2 separate regions of the Homo sapiens genome follow, and region 1 is linked to region 2. Evidence: read pairs that join two places in POLR2A ChIA-PET (ENCODE). Cell type or tissue: Panc1. All regions are shown on one strand.

Region 1 (8,000 bases), 160 kb before region 2:
TGGACACAGGATTATGTACAACAGCAGATAGAGAGAAGGGAGACAGATAGAAGCAAAAGCATCTAGACAGGGTGCCAAATCTTCAGGATAATATGAGGATCCTCCTCCTATCCCTTAAATCATCCTAATTCAACCCTTGGCTTCAAAAAGCAATTTCTAGGCTTTCAAGGCAAACCTGGTAAAATAATAGTGAATACTTTTACTCCTTGAAAAAGGAGTGGGCCATTTGCCTCTTACAGTGTATCAAGTCTAGCCAAAATGTGGCTCTGGGAGTTGCAAATAGCATTCCAACAACTTGTGTTTAGTATGCAAAGAGGAGGACAGTCTCCTCCAATGCAGACAGGAACAAGAGTACTGTCTGCACAGGCTGGCCCTCGTGTTAGCTGAGCCAGTTTCAGGAACAAGCTTCCTGCAAACTCTGCCCCACCACAGAGCTGCCAGTCAGCACAGAACTCTCAGAATGAGGATGCAGGGATCAAAAAGAAGCCCAGTGCTGGACAAAGAAACAGAAACTGGAGCAGGGGTTAAAGAAGAGAAGAAAGCAAAATAATATTACTCAGATAAATGACTGGGAGTTTCTACCTTAGGACTAAAGTCTTCTTGCTTTTAAGTCTACAGTCTATAAAAATTCCCTTACAAATGTAATAGGACTGGGGGTCAGAAAAAGACTAAGAAATCTTGGCCGGATACGGTGGCTCACGCCTGTAATGCCAACATTTTGGGAGGCCGAGGTGGGCGGATCACCTGAGGTCAGGAGTTTGAGACCAGCCTGACCAACATGGAGAAACCCCATCTCTACTAAAAATACAAAATTATCCAGGTGCGGATAATTTTGGTGCATGCCTGTATTTTGGTGCATGCCTGTATTTGGTGCATGCCTGTATTTGGTGCATGCCTGTAATTTTGGTGCATGTCTGTAATCCCAGCTACTCCAGAGGCTGAGGCGGGAGAATCGCTTGAATCCCAGAGGCAGAGACTGCGGTAAGCTGAGATCGTGTCATTGCACACCAGCCTGGGCAACAAGAGCAAAACTCCATCTCAAAAACAAAAAAAAAAGAAAAGAAAAAAGAAAAATCTTGCCTGTGTTCTGAGAACAAAAGGAGCTTTTGGCCTTCTGTTTTTATTTACGTCCTTAACCCCAAGGTGCTGTGAGAAACTGCAACTGATGCAACTAAGAATTCTTCTGAGACCTGTGCATCTAAGAAGGAAAAAAAAAAACAAACAAACCTACAATTTATCAGAGATAAAACTATAAAGAAGAAATATTGAGATTAAGAAGACAGATTAGAAGATAACTTTGCTTTGTTCTCAGGCCAGTTCTCTGGGTAGCCTGTAACAGACACTTACTGCTTTTTATTTTGTATATACTCCTGCTAACTACCTTACTCACTATATCCCCCCAAAATGTGGCTGCCAGACTGGCAATTAAGAGCCGTGAGTTCTAATCTCAATTTTCTAAAATGTTACCAATTAAAATTTTGCTGGCTTCATTGGGCAAGCCTCCAGCCTTCCCATGTGCCATCAGCCTCTGCTTTCTGAACCTTGGTCACAACTAAGGAAATCTCAGTCATGGGGCCTGGGAAGAGTCTGGGATAGGATTAGAGTGAGCTTTACAAATCCACAAGAAGAGGCTGCTCTTGCAGCAGTCACCTGCATCCCAAGTCCCCTGCAACTGACTTTCTTTATGGACAGAAGACATGAAAACCAGCTAATGCTCTTAGCAGCTGCTGGGGGAAATGGATTAGCCTTTGCTACTTTGCTACAAAGAACAGGTAAGTTTTACATCCTTATTACTAAACCAGAGCCCAATGGCCCGTGCCCAAATTTAATATCATAAAATTATCTCAGACCATGCAAAACATTTGCTACCTAAAATTCAGGCAATATATACATATTTTTTTCTATATTTTAACATCTTAAATTGAAGAAAAAAGAATTAGAATGTTGGTTCTATGCATTGAAATCAGATTGCAGACACCAGCAAGTCACCAAAATCAACCATGTGTATTACAAGTCACAGATACGGAGAACAGCAGATTTTAATATTCATGCAGACTGTCACATGCAGGAAAGCTTAATACGCAGCAAGAATAGGGACATACAAAAGAGAAACACCTGATTTTTATAACAAATATCTCCCTTTTCTTCTCCTTTCTACTGCAGTGTTTCCCTTCAGCACTTCCTGCACAGACTGCCTTTTCTTTCTTTCTTTCTTTCTTTTGAGATGGAGTCTCGTTCTGTTGCCCAGGCTGGAGTGCAATGGCGCGATCTTGGTTCACTGCAACCTCCACCTCCCAGGTTCAAGCTATTCTCCCTGCCTCAGCTTCCTGAGTAGCAGGCACCTGTGATCCCAGCCACCACGCCCAGCTAATTTTTGTATTTTTAGTAGAGATGGGGTTTTGCCATTTGTCCAGGTTGGTATCGAACCCCTGACCTCAGGTGATCCACCCGCCTAGGCCTCCCAAAGTGCTGGAATTACAGGTGTGAGCCACTGCACCCAGTCCAGATTGCCTTTTCTAAAAGGCAGAATTGACCTTCTTTTCCTGTTCATACCTCCATCCAAAACATACTGTTTCTCTATTTTCTTAAGGCCCACTACACTGCTTTAGGTTCAAATTTCCTCACATATGAAAACAATCTCTTAACATTTCTATAACTAGAGATACCCTATATTCAACCTCAAAAGCAAATTACAGATTCAAGAGCCAGTCCACTTTACAGCCCAGGAAGGTTAAACTACTACACTATAAGCTAATATAGTAGTAAAGTCAGGACCAGGATCCATGTCTGTCCTCCAGCCTGGGCTCCTTCCACCATACACGGTGTGTCTTTCTTTCTGCCCCTACACGTGGGCTTCTCTTCCATATGAGCTCTACTTTAGTTTTTCTTTCACAAATAAGTAGCTTCTCCACCAGGGATCTTCAAGAGGAAAACAGAGTTTAAATCAAAACTCCTCAGATGCAATTCCTTTTGTAAAAGAGTAGCAAGATAAACTCACTTTCAAATCCTCTCAAACGTACTGATTCAATGTCTTGTAGCAACTCATTTTCTTTTTGCTCCTCTCTCCTCTATCTCTCCACCTGCCAGGTAACGCAATCTCACCTTACAATGCTTTTCCTAATATAAATTTCACCAAACTCATGCTCAAACAATGCATCAAACACATTCAGTGCTACAACCAATTCCTCAAAAAGCCAAGTTACATTATAGACACTAACACCCTGAAGAGCATCAATCCAAAAAAAGCAGAAGAGCAGCAGTTTAAAAATTTAACAGACATACAGACATGCACAGGTTATGTCCACAGTACTGTCACATTCCAGAGGGAACTGATGCCATCATACCCTACTATATTTACCTCATTTCATTCTGGGTGTGTGTGCATACATGTGCATTATTTTTAAACACCAGAATCTAGAGTGGGATAATTCCTACCTTTTTAAAAACAAACACCCTTTTTATAGCCTGAATGGGAAGTACTAATCTTGTACACGTGAAGTTAAAATGGCAGTAAAAGAGTAAAAATAATGAGTCTAAATCTAAAATCAGTAATAAAGTGGAATATCTGGGCACAAAAATCTTTTCATTTAAAAACTAATCAGGGCCGGGCACGACGACTCACATCTATAAACCCAGCACTTTGGTAGGCTGAGGCAGGAGGATCGCTTGAGCCCAGGAGTTCAAGACCAGCCTGGGCAACATGGTGAAACCCTGTCACTACAATAACATAACATAACATAAAAATAAAATAAATATAATAAAATAAAAATAAAATAAAATAAAAAATTGAGTGCAGTGGCTCACATCTGTAATCCCAGCACTTTGGGAGGCCAAAGTGGGTGCACTGCTTGAGCCCAGGAGTTTTGAGACCAACCTGGGCAACACAGACATCATCTCTACAAAAAATAAAATTAAATTAACTGAACGCGGTGGCATGTGTCTGTAGACCTAGCTACTCAGAAGGCTGAGGTGGGAGGATCACCTAAGCGCAGGAAGTTGAGGCTGCAGTGGGCCATGATGGCGCCAGTGCACTCCAGCCTGGGCGACAGAGCAAGACCCTGTTTCAAAAAACAACCACCAAAAACCCACTAATCAGCAGAAGACTGTCACTGGTTTAAGATTCAAACTCTATTGTTCACCTTTGACAATTTACAAGCCTCCAGCACTGCTTTCAGAGGCTCCCACTGTTATATGAATGCTAGATCAAAGTGCATTAAATGTTAACAATAACCTCCTTCGCAGCAGGGTGTGGTGGCTAACGCCTGTAGTTCCAACACTTTGGGAGGCTGAGGTGGGAGAATAACTTGAGCCCAGGAGACTAAGGCTGCAGTGAGCCGAGACTGTGCTAACGCACTCCAGCCTGGACAACAGAGTGAAACTCCGTCTCCAAAAAACAAAGTGAAAGAAAAAAAAACTAGTGTTGATTTTACAAATTATTTCTAACAGAAACTTGTTCTACATTTTTTTGAAGGTCACAATTCCATCTGCTTATGTATAAACTGCAGGGCTTTTTCCTTACCCTACAAATTGTTCTCCTAGTAGCATACAACTGGAATTTGGTCCAGTAAGAGGAAAAGGACTCATGCAGAGGGGAAACATTCTGCTGATTTGCAAGGTGAGCATCTAACACTCAAAACCAATTTGCTCCAAGCACAGGTGCAGCAACCGCCTAGGATTTTCATACTACTTACAGGGATTTTAGAAGCAGCAGATTGAGAAGCAGTCTATTAAATTACAAACACATACACACACACACACACACACACACACACACACACACACAAACAAACTTTTAAACGTTCATGAATTCCACTTGAACACTTGTTTATAATTTATCTAAGCTTCAAAGAACTATGTCTGTAAATATATAATAATTTGGGAAAAGCACAGAATAGGAGCAATGTATACCTTAAATGCTACACATAAACTCTACTACAGAGATTCTTTACCACAGGAACTGGAACTTGATATTCAGTGAATGTGTGAATTAAAGTAATGATGTTTACGGTATCAAAACCTACAGACACATTTTACTCAATGTGCTGTGAAATTAAAAGAGAATATATGATATCAGGTAGCTATTTAAAACTTGATGGTAAATCATTTTCTGAAGTGCTAAGTATTTTGATTTAAGCATACAAAATGATGAACTGGGGCATGCCACAACATATGCTGGTATGTCTGGGCTTTGATGGTTTAAATGTGTTTGATATAGATAAAATAACATTTAAAGAGAGCCTCCTGATCTAACATTTTATTGAAATACACATATTTTATTGAAATACTTATTTGCTAAGGGAAGGAAAGAGGGAGGGGCAACACCACTACCAACTGTCTGATCTCCATCCAGGACCCGATGCAGGAAGAATCCTTGTTTCCTAAGTACCTCCAGGTTTCAGGTTTCAGGAATCTCTTAGCACTAGCTGTGATGAAATTAATTTATTTTTATGGAGGAGTTCTAGTCTCTCTCAATCTGAAATTTTTTTTTTTTTTTTTTTTTTTTTTTTTTAATGAGACAGAGTCTCGCTCTGTCACCCAGGCTGGAGTGCAATGGCACGATCTCGGCTCACTGCAAGCTCCACCTCCCGGGTTCACGCCATTCTCCTGACTCAGCCTCCTGAGTAGCTGGGACTACAGGTGCCTGCCACCACGTCCGGCTAATTTTTTGTATTTTTGGTAGAGACGGGGTTTCACCGTGTTAGCCAGGATGGTCTTGCTCTCCTGACCTCGTGATCCTCCTGCCTCGGCCTCCCAAAGTGCTGGGATTACAGGCGTGAGCCACCGCGCCCGGCCTCAATCTGAAATTTTTAAAGTCACTGCAATGCCAAAATACTTTTACACCATCATTTTTCTGTACAAAGCCATTACCTTGGGTGTTTTTTTTTTTTTCCTTTTTTTTTTTGACAGAGTCTCCCTCTGTCATCCAGGCTGGAGTGCAGTGGCGTGATCTCAGCTCATTGCAACCTCCGCCTCCTGGGTTCAAGTGATTCTCCTACCTCAGCTTCCTGAGTAGCACATGCCACCATGCCCAGCTAATTTCTGTATTTTTAGTAGAGATGGGGTTTCACCATTTTGGCCAGGCTGGTTTCGAACTCACAACCTCAGGTGAACTGCCTGCCTCAGCCTCCCAAAGTGCTGAGATTACAGGCGTGCATCACTGCACCCGGCCTACCCTGGGCTTTTTAAGTAACATGTAGGCTCTATGCCTTAGAGGGTTATGATGCTAACAGAAAAAAAACACTTTCAGATTAAGAAAATTGATCAAAAGAAAGAACAGTGGCAAGTTTCCTTAAGCATTATCTCTCAATCACAATGGGGGATCAACAATTCCAGTCAACAACCTACTCACACAGCTATCCTTAGAGACAATTAAGCCACAGCCTATTCACACAGAAGTGTACTGTTTTAAAATGAGCTTTAAACACCAAAGGGGGAAAAGGTTCTAATGCCCACTTCAAACCCACATTAACTTCAATTCATTTAATATTTACTGAATATTGTGGCACCAGGAGACATGCTGGATCTTGAAGACACAAAAACAATTAACCAAAAATTACAACCTATTTGGTAAATGTTATAAAAGAATGTACAAGATAAAGACAAAGCAAAGAAAGAGTGTAGTTAACTGTCACAGAGGGAACTGGGACTAAGAAAGGCTTCACAGGAGAAGTTATCACCTGAACTGAATTTTGACAGATGAACAGAAGTTCCTGGGCCGAAAAGAGAACACAGAGGTGTGAGGTATGGCTGAATAGTACAAAGAGGCTGCTTTTACAAGTAAAAATGTGATAATGGGGAAAGGAGGGAAGCTGTGATCCTTGGTCCCTGCCACGTTGTCAGACAGCTTCATGTCATGCTAAACAATCTGATCTTCATCATAGAAGTAGTGAAGAAACACTGAAGGGCTTTAAGCTGATGAATGACATGATCAGTTTCTTTCTTTCTTTCTTTCCTGCTTGCTTTCCAGCAGACCTTATTCCCAAATAGTTCTAAAATAGTCTCTGAAACACTTGGCCATCAACCAATAAACTGATAAATACAGGATGATATGAGAAAATGCAATGATATGAAACTATCATTCTCACATGCAATTTAATTATAATTTAATTCCAGCAATTCAAACACTGAAAGAACACAAAGTTAAATTGGGCAGTTCTACTAAACACTACTATCATTACTTCCACAGTAGCTGGTGGGGAATTCTCAGTTGCTGGGATTTTATAGGTGTTTCCCCCCTTTCCCCTCCCCATCACGACTACTCAAATCCAAGTGGACCCTTCTGAACAGAGTGCTACATAGTATGAAAGAACAGCATTGCCTCTTTCCTTAATGAATCTGGTGTGTATCTTTAGCTGATAGACAGAAAACTGATGTAACTGCTATAATCATGGCCCAAATCTAGAAGCCAGAAGGGATTCAGGCCAAAACTGCTCCTGGACATAAATGCTTAACTACAAAGAAGAATGATAATAAGAAGTAAAAAATGTCAACTACCAAAAAAAAAATGACAGCCACTGAGTCTTTTTTTAATTGCTGAGTAAAACGAATGAACAAGATTTCAAAGAATCCCAAAATGAAGCCAAAACACAGTCTGCATGGAATTACAGTCCTGAGCTGTTTTAACGTGTCATAATACACTTCTCTGTGCTGGAAGTGGAGTGTAGAAAGCCACAACACTGGCAAGTAAAGAAGGAAGAAGGCATTTGCTGTAAGTACATGAATTTTCAAGCCTTTATTCGTTTCATTTAAGGCTAATGATAGCAGAGCACTGGAAGAACCAGTTCACTGAGAGGACATTCATAACTGAAAAGGGTAAATGTACTCTTGAGAATCAAGAGGCTTCCTTTTCTTCAGTAATACATAGTCCATTATGCAAATCAACATTATACTTAACATCTACACTTATACCACCAAGGAGTCATTAGAGTAACCTCATGCTGTAATGAGAGTCTGCAGTGAGCTCAAAGTGCATCTCATCTTTTGACATTAAGGCCAAGGGA
Region 2 (8,000 bases):
GGTTCGGATTGCTCTGTCTTGTATCACAATCTTAATGTTTACACACCTTTCAAAGTGTCAATTTTAGAATCTTGTGTTTAGCCCTTGGCTCATTCATACCTCCTTGGTCCCTTGGGGTCGGAGTGTTTGGAATAGGGCAGGGCTGATGGGCATTGAGTCCCTGCACAGTCCACCCACAAGCCCCTGGGGCCTAAGGGATAAATCCTCGCTCTCCTCTGTCTCCTGGTTTAGGTGATCTTTGACGAGACTCTACAGAAGTGCCTGGACTCCTACCTGCGCTATGTCCCCCGCAAATTCGACGAGGGGGTGGCCTCAGCCCCTGAGGTTGTTGACATGCAGAAGCGCCTCCATCGAAGTGTTTTTCTCACCTTCCTCCGCATGTCCACTCACAAGGAATCCAAAGTAAGCCACTGATCCCATGACAGGTCATCACCCGATACTCGACACCTCTGTGCCGGGCTCTCCACCCCTGGGAAGGAAGGCTCTGGAAGCATTGAGTTTCCTCTTTGTCTCTCTTCCATCTTTATTCCCACTGTTGGGGAAGAAATCTGTGCCACGTCCCTTATCCTCTAATTCACTGGGTTGGTCTGTGTTACACCCAGTATTTCCATCAAAGAGAGCCGAGGGCCCTTTGCCAGCTGACGCGTGACTGCCTTGACTTGTGCGTCAGAGAGAAAAAACATTGATTCTGACTTCTTAAAGGAACTTGTGTACTCTTTTTAAAAATCTTTACTGTTTTTTTTTTCCTGACTTTAAAAATAATACTGCTATCTCTAAACAACCCAAACATTGCGGAAATACGAATGTCACCGACAAAATCTCTCCCCTGCAAAATAACCACTGTTAGGTGCATTTTTCTTTCTTTGCTTTTTTTGAGACAGGGTGTCACTCTGTTGCCCAGGCTGGAGTGCAGTGGCGTGATTATAGCTCATTGCAGCTTCAGTCTCCCAGGCTCAAGTGATCCTCCCATCTCAGCCTCCCAAATAGCTGAGATACAGGCATGCACCATCATGCCTGGCTAATTTATTTGATTTTTAGTAGAGACGAGGTCTCGCTATGTTTCTCAGGCTAGTCTTGAACTCCTGAACTCAAGTTATATTCCCACCTCAGGCTCCCAAAGTGCTGGAATTACAGGCATGAGCCACTACACCCAACCCTATTACATGCATATTTCTTCAGGGAATTTGTTCCCTTTGAGTGTGTGTGTGTGTGTGTGTGTGTGTGTGTGTGTGTGTGTATTTAAAAAATAGGATCTTTTTAAAAAGTGTTATAATATGGACATTTTCTCTTCCTTTTTCTTTGTTTTTAGAGAATCTCTGTCACCCAAGCTGGAGTGCAGTGGCGCAATCATAGCTTCCTGCAGCCTCAAACTCCTGAGCTCAAGGAATCCTCCAGCCTCAGCCTCCAAAGTAGCTGGGACTGCAGACACCACCACACCCGGCTAATTTAAAAAATGTTTTTGGAGAGAGGGCATCTTGCTATTTTGCCCTGGTTGGTTTTGAATTCCTGGCCTCAAGCAGTCCTCCCTCTTCAGCCTCCCAAGTAGCTGGGATTATAGGCACTAGCCACCACACCTGACCTAGAATGGAAATTTCCAAATATACATAAATACAAAATTTTCTTTTCTTTTTTTTTTTTTTTGAGATGGAGTTTCACTCTTGTTGCCCAGGCTGGAGTGCAATGGCATGATCTCTGCTCACTGCAACCTCCGCCTCCTGGATTCAAGCATTCTCCTACCTCAGCCTCCCAAGTAGCTGGGATTACAGGCATGTGCCACCACTCCCAGCTAATTTTTGTATTTTTAGTAGAAATGGGGTTTCACCATGTTGGCCAGGCTGATCCCGAACTCCTGACCTCACGTGATCCGTCTGCCTCGGCCTCCCAAAGTGCTGAGATTACCGGCGCGAGCCATCGCGCCTGGCCACAAATACAAAATTTTCATATACAAAGTACAGTGAATCCCATGTACCCTTCAACAATTATCAACATTCCGCCAATCTCATTTTATCTCTCTCCCTTAGTTCTCTTTTTTCCTGAAGTATTTTAAAGCAATCCTAGATATCATACTAATTTATCTGCAAATATTTCAGGATAAATTCCCAACTGATTGTTTTATAGCATGCTTTGTTTTTACATTAAAAGGGAGAATGGGCCTGGTATGGTAGCTCATGCCTGTAATCCCAGCACTTTGGGAGGCCGAGGCAGATGAATCATTTGAGGTCAGGAGTTCGAGACCAGCGTGGCCAACATGGCAAAACCCTGTCTCTACTAAAAATACAAAAATTAGCTGGGTGTGGTGGCGAGCTCCTGTAATCCCAGCTACTTGGGAGGCTGAGGCAGGAGAATTGCTTGAACCTGGGAGGCGGAGGTTGCAGTGAGCCGAGATAGCACCACTGCACTCCAGCCTGGGCAACAGAGCAAGACTGTCTCAAAAAATAAAATTTAAAAAAAAATTTTTTTTAAAGGGGAGGCTGGGCACTGTGGCTTACACCTGTAATCCCAGCACTTTGGGAGGCCGAGGCAAGCTCATTGCTTGAGATCAGGAGTTCGAGACCAGCTTGGGCAATATAGGGAAACCCTATCTCTACAAAAAATACAAAAATTAGCCAGGCGTTGTGGCACGTGCCTGTAGTCCGGCTACTCAAGAGACTGAAGTGGGAGAATGGCTTGAGCTGGCGAGGTAGAGGTTGCAGTGAGCAGAGATTACACCACTGCACATCAGCCTGGGCAACAGAGCCAGACCCTGTATCAAAAAAAAAAAAAAAAAAAAAAGACATGATAATACAGCCAGTTGTAAAAGTCATGGGGATGTTTAGTCTAGAGACACAAAAACATAGATAGATTAACATTTAAAAAAAAAAAAAAAGGGCGGGGGGAGAATGGCCATTGCTCCAGGTCTATGCATAAGGCATCATTAACCAGTCCCCATTTGATGGAACCAAAGATCGTTTCTCATGAGTTTGCTATTTATAATGTAGGAGTGTTCAGAAAATCTCTATCCTTTCTCTCTGCATTTTTCCTTAGGATCACTTCATTTCCCCTTCTGCGTTTGGAGAAATCCTCTACAATAACTTCCTCTTTGACATTCCAAAGATCCTGGACCTCTGCGTGCTCTTTGGAAAAGGCAACTCACCACTGCTCCAGAAGATGATAGGTGTGTAGGATGCAGGACTGGGAGGATGCACCAAGATGGCCCCCACATGCCAAACTAAAGGTTGCAAAGGCCAGCGCTTTGACAGTGCCCAGGGACTCAGGGCGATAGGGGCAGGGAGTCTTGGGAAATTGCTTAACAGATATATGAGTGTCACCTCAAAATGACTAGGTAGTGACACTACCTAGGGAGGTGGAAATAAAACTGTGTACCAGACAGTTCCCCAGGGATCTGGAAATTTTTTGTTTTTGTTTTTTTTCAGGAGAATCACTTGAACCTGGGAGGCAGAAGTTGCAGTGTTTGAGATGGAGCAAGACTCCATCTCAAAAAAAAAGAAAAAAGACAAAGCCTTGCTCTGTCACTCAGGCAAGAGTGCAGTGGCGCAATCATATTTCACTGCAGCTTCACATTCCTGGAGTAAAGCTATCCCCCCAACTCAGCCTCCCAGGTACCTGGGACTACAGGTGCACACCACCATGCCTGGCGAATTAAAAAAAAATTTTTTTTAGTAGATGGGGTCTCACTATGTTGTTCCAGCTGGTCTTGAACTCCTGGCCTCAAGTCATCCTCCTGCTTTAGCTTCCTGAACAGCTGAGATTACAGTGTAAGCCACCATTCTGCCTTGGGAGTGTATTAGTATTATGCAATTGGCCATGCATCAGACATAGGAATGGGGAAGTTTCCTTTGGCGACGAATGTAAGAACAGCAGTGATAACTAAGCTAACCTTTATTGGAGAGTGTTCCGGGGACCTGGCATTCTGCCAAGCACTCCACATATGTTATGTCAATTGGATCCTCACAGCAGCCCTGTGAGATAAGTGCTGTCATCATCCCCACTTACAGATAAGGAAACTGAGGTTAAAATGTAGGGGACTTGCCTGAGAGGATATGACTAATAAGTGGCCCAGCTGGGACGTGTGTAAACGTAGACCTGACTCTCAAGCTCTTGCTCTGCAACTCCCTGCTTCAGGGATGATGGCACTGTGTCAAAAATGTCATGATTTGCATTGTTGCTGAGAGCAGGTAGGGACAGAGTTCAGAGAGGGCTCTTCTGGGTTGCAAAAGGAACGGACATTAGCCGTTGGATCCCATTAGCAGGCAGAGGGGAGAAGGTTTGATCAAAAACAAGCAGTTTTTTTTAGAGGTTCCTCTTTATACGCACACACACACAAAAAAATAAGAAAAAAAGAGAAACAGAAGCACTGTGGGACGTTACAGAGGGAGCGCCCCAGTGAATTCCTCTTTGAATTGTAGCTCATGGAGCTGGGCCTGGCACAGAGGGGTGCTCACCCTGGACGCCCTTGCCAGCTCTCCTCACCTGGAGACTGTAGGACACAGTCTTCGAAATACCTAGTTACAAAACTGAGTTATCCCTTATAATGGTCACTTTCCTTTATTCTTTCCTTTTTTTTTTTTTTTTTTTGTGTATTGAGATGGAGTTTCGCTCTTGTTGCCCAGGCTAGAGTGCAATGGTGCAATCTCGGCCCACCGCAACCTCCGCCTCCCAGGTTCAAGTGATTCTCCTGCTTCAGCCTCCGAAGTAGCTGGGATTACAGGTATTTTTAGTAGAGATGGGGTTTCTCCACGTTGATCAGGCTGGTCTCGAACTCCCGACCTCAGGTGATCCACCCGCCTCGGCCTCCCAAAGTGTTGGGATTACAGGCGGTGAGCCACTGCGCCCAGCCTTTTTTTTTCTTAATGGTAAAGATAATATGTGTTAATTTAAGAAATTTTGAAAGGATATAAAGTATAGTGAAGCAGGAAAGCAGTTACCAGATTTCTACAAGAAACAACCATTTGGTTGTTTTTTCCTTCTAGTCTTTTCTCTGTATTTTTCTTAAACCATACTTGATCATAATGTATATGAAATTTTGCAGCCAGGCGAGGTGGCTCACGCCTGTAACCCCAGCACTTTGGGAGGCCGAGGCAGGCAAATCACGAGGTCAGGAGTTCGTGACCAATCTGGCCGACATAGTGAAACCCCGTCTCTACTAAAAATACAAAAAATTAGCCAGGTGTGGTGGTGTGCACCTGTAATCCCAGCTACCCGGGAGGCTGAGGGAGGAGAATCGTGTTAACCCAGGAGGCAGAGGTTGCAGTGAGCCAAGATGGTGCCACTGCACTCCAGCCTGGGTGACAGTGCGAGACTCCGTCTCAGAAAAAAAAGAAAAAAAGAAATTTTGCATCCAACATTTTCACTGAAATAATCTCTGGTTTCTCATTCATATCTAATTATTTCCTGATCATCAGTTAATCTTTTTTTTTTCCAGCCTGGGAAACACAGCCACACCCTGTCTCTACAAAAAATTAAAAATTAGGCGTGGTGGCATGCCCCTGTAGTCTCAGCTACTCTGGAGGCTGATTCTGGAGGATGCCTTGAACCTAGGATGTTGAGGCTGTAGTGAACTATGATCACACCACTACACTCCAGCCTGGGTGACAAAGTGAGATCCTGTCTCTTAGACCCTGACTAAGAAAGACTCCTAGTAATTTTACCACATATTGAGAGGATGGAGCAAGTGAGCATCAGAAGGTACAGTTAGAGAAACAATTCTTAGGCCAGTTTGCTTAGAGAGTGGAGCATTCCAGGAGGGCAGCAGCAGGAGACGGGGGAGGGGGATTTGGAGCCTTGGAGCCAGATTGGGAAGGGCTTCATGCCAGGCTTTAGCACTTGGGGAGTGGTATTGCTTGGTGGCTAAGAAGACAGGCTTTGAAATCGAACTGCCTAATTCACACCACAGCTCTATTCCTGGCTGTGTCCCCTTAACCAAGTCAATTAACTACTCTAAGCCCCAGTTTTTTTCATCTGCAGAATGGGAAGACTAATAATATACCTACCCATAGGATGGGTGCAGGGATTACATTGGGTTGTTGAGGCTGGGTGTGGTGGCTCACGCCTGTAATTCCAGCATTTTGGGAGGCTGAGGTGGGTGGATCACCTGAGGTCAGGAGTTTGAGACCAGCCTGGCCAATATGGCGAAACCCCATCTCTACTAAAAATACAAAAAATTTGCCGGGCATGGTGGCAGGCACCTGTAATCCCAACTAGTTGGGAGGCTGAGGCAGGAGAATCGCTTGAACCTGGGAGGCGGAGGTTGCAGCGAGCCGAGATTGTGCCATTGCACTCCAGCCTGGGCAACAAGAGCGAAACTCTGCCTCAAAAAAAAACAAATTGGGTTGTTGAGATAGCATGAGTAGAGTACTCAGGACCGTGCCTGGCATGTCTCAGCCATTGGTAAGCATGAGCTCTTACTGTGATGAGACCGCGGAGCCTCCAGGAGCTTGGAGCAAGGCAAGGAGCCATCTGGTAACAAGATTCATCTGGCCACATGCAGGTGGGGAGGGTGGAGACAGGAGGCCTTGTAGGAGGTGGGCACATCTGTGTGGGTTTGAAGGTGAGAGCCTGGCTGGGCTGCTGGGGAAGAAAAGGAAATCCAGGAAGCAGATTTAAGCAGGGCTTGGTGAGGTCAGCTGGAACAGGTGTTGGTTGCAGGAAAAAGGCCCTTTGGGAGGTGGGAGAGGAAGCTTTGGGTAGAGGTGAGGTTCAACATGGGACCTATTGGGTGTAAGATGGCTGCAGGTATCCAGAGGGGACTGCGTGGTGATGGGAGAGTGAGAAAGCCTACTCACTTACTGCCTGGGCTCCTAATCGTCCAGATCACTGACTGCTTTGAGAATCAGATGAAAACTTCTGTCCAGAAAAATGTCCTCCCTCATAGATTCTGAGGTGTTTTTAAGAGTTCTCAGACCTTGAGGTTGAGAACCCTAAACTGGCTTATTAAGAAGAGCCCCTTCTTTGGCTCCTAGAGGGGAGTCAGCACAAAAGAAGTCAGGACCAGGCCTCAGGAGCCCCTTCACTGTGTGTGTGTGTGTGTGTGTGTGTGTGTGTGTGTGTGTGTGTGTGTGTGTGTGTGTGTGTGTGTGTGTGTGTGTAGGCAGGGAGTGATGCAGAGAAGGGACCTGCAGTTTCTGTCTGTCTCTCTCACACACACATACACAGCAGCTCTCTTTTTCTGTCTGTCTCTCTCACACACACATACACAGCAGCTCTCTTTTTAACCTTTGAGCAGAAGGCACAAGAAGGGGCAGCCGCCGATTTCTATACCGCGGAAACTCAGTCAAAGTGATCACTTGTAAGAGGATTGACAAGTGAAAGAAGGTGGGAGAAAGGGGACTGGTTGAGTGTTCTGTGAGTAGAAGCCCAGTTCCTTACCTTGCTTTTTTTTTTTTTTTTCCAAGCAATCCTCCCACCTTGGCCTCCTGAGTACCTATCCCAATCCCCCACCTAATTTTTTTTTTTTAACTTTCAAGGCTGGTATTGTGCATCAACAAGTATAATTTTGAAAGCAAGCCATTTCAGTTAGACTCTTGACACTGCTTTGCAAACCAGGAATGACTTGGGCCTTGGCCCAATTGTGGACTGCAGTGATCTACTTGGCAGTATCTCCATTCACCCTGGGTTTCTGAACTGCTTTCATCTGAGAAGGGACATTTCAAAGGATGCCATTGCTATTCCTTACATTTTTATTATTTCTTTAGGAGATCAAAAGTTACATCGTCACTGTCATTAGAATCAGATGAAGGTGAGGAAAGGGACTTAGAAGACCCCAAGAATAGAGTATGAAATTTGATCTATACTGATGCATGTAAAACCTCGCTTTACTCAGGCTGCAGCACTGGAAGGATCATGAGAGGGTGCCTCCCCAGTGCGAAGTGGTTGGGATGCTTTGGAGAACATGGTATGGCCCTGGGGGTTGTAAGAGGAGACCTCTCCTAATGCCTGGGTCAGGAGGCACTGCGTGGAGGAGGTGACACCTGCCTTATGGTGGAGTTAGCTCTAGGAAGGCA

The links. Peaks named below come from ENCODE experiments on the same cell type or tissue, not always from the same donor. Only the 100,000 strongest peaks of a DNase experiment are listed, where the experiment ranks them.
Region 1: POLR2A ChIA-PET joins it to region 2 with 24 read pairs; 6 of 35 experiments call an interaction of 5 or more read pairs at or near these places.

What each region holds. Positions count from the first base shown.
Region 1 is chr22:29,979,721-29,987,720 of GRCh38, reverse strand. The region is part of intron 5 of MTMR3 (myotubularin related protein 3); the gene reads right to left. Among named protein-coding and RNA genes, the nearest start is that of MIR6818, 23 kb to the left of the region's middle. RefSeq lists an enhancer at 7,942-7,991. In Panc1, no CTCF peak of the experiment used is centred here; no DNase peak of the experiment used is centred here.
Region 2 is chr22:29,817,489-29,825,488 of GRCh38, reverse strand. ASCC2 (activating signal cointegrator 1 complex subunit 2) reads left to right here. Exons shown (of 20, transcript NM_032204.5): 4 at 232-402; 5 at 3,025-3,154. Among named protein-coding and RNA genes, the nearest start is that of ASCC2, 17 kb to the left of the region's middle. RefSeq lists silencers at 3,996-4,185, 3,975-4,269 and enhancers at 4,245-4,304, 4,365-4,414. In Panc1, no CTCF peak of the experiment used is centred here; a DNase peak (open chromatin) is centred at 3,932.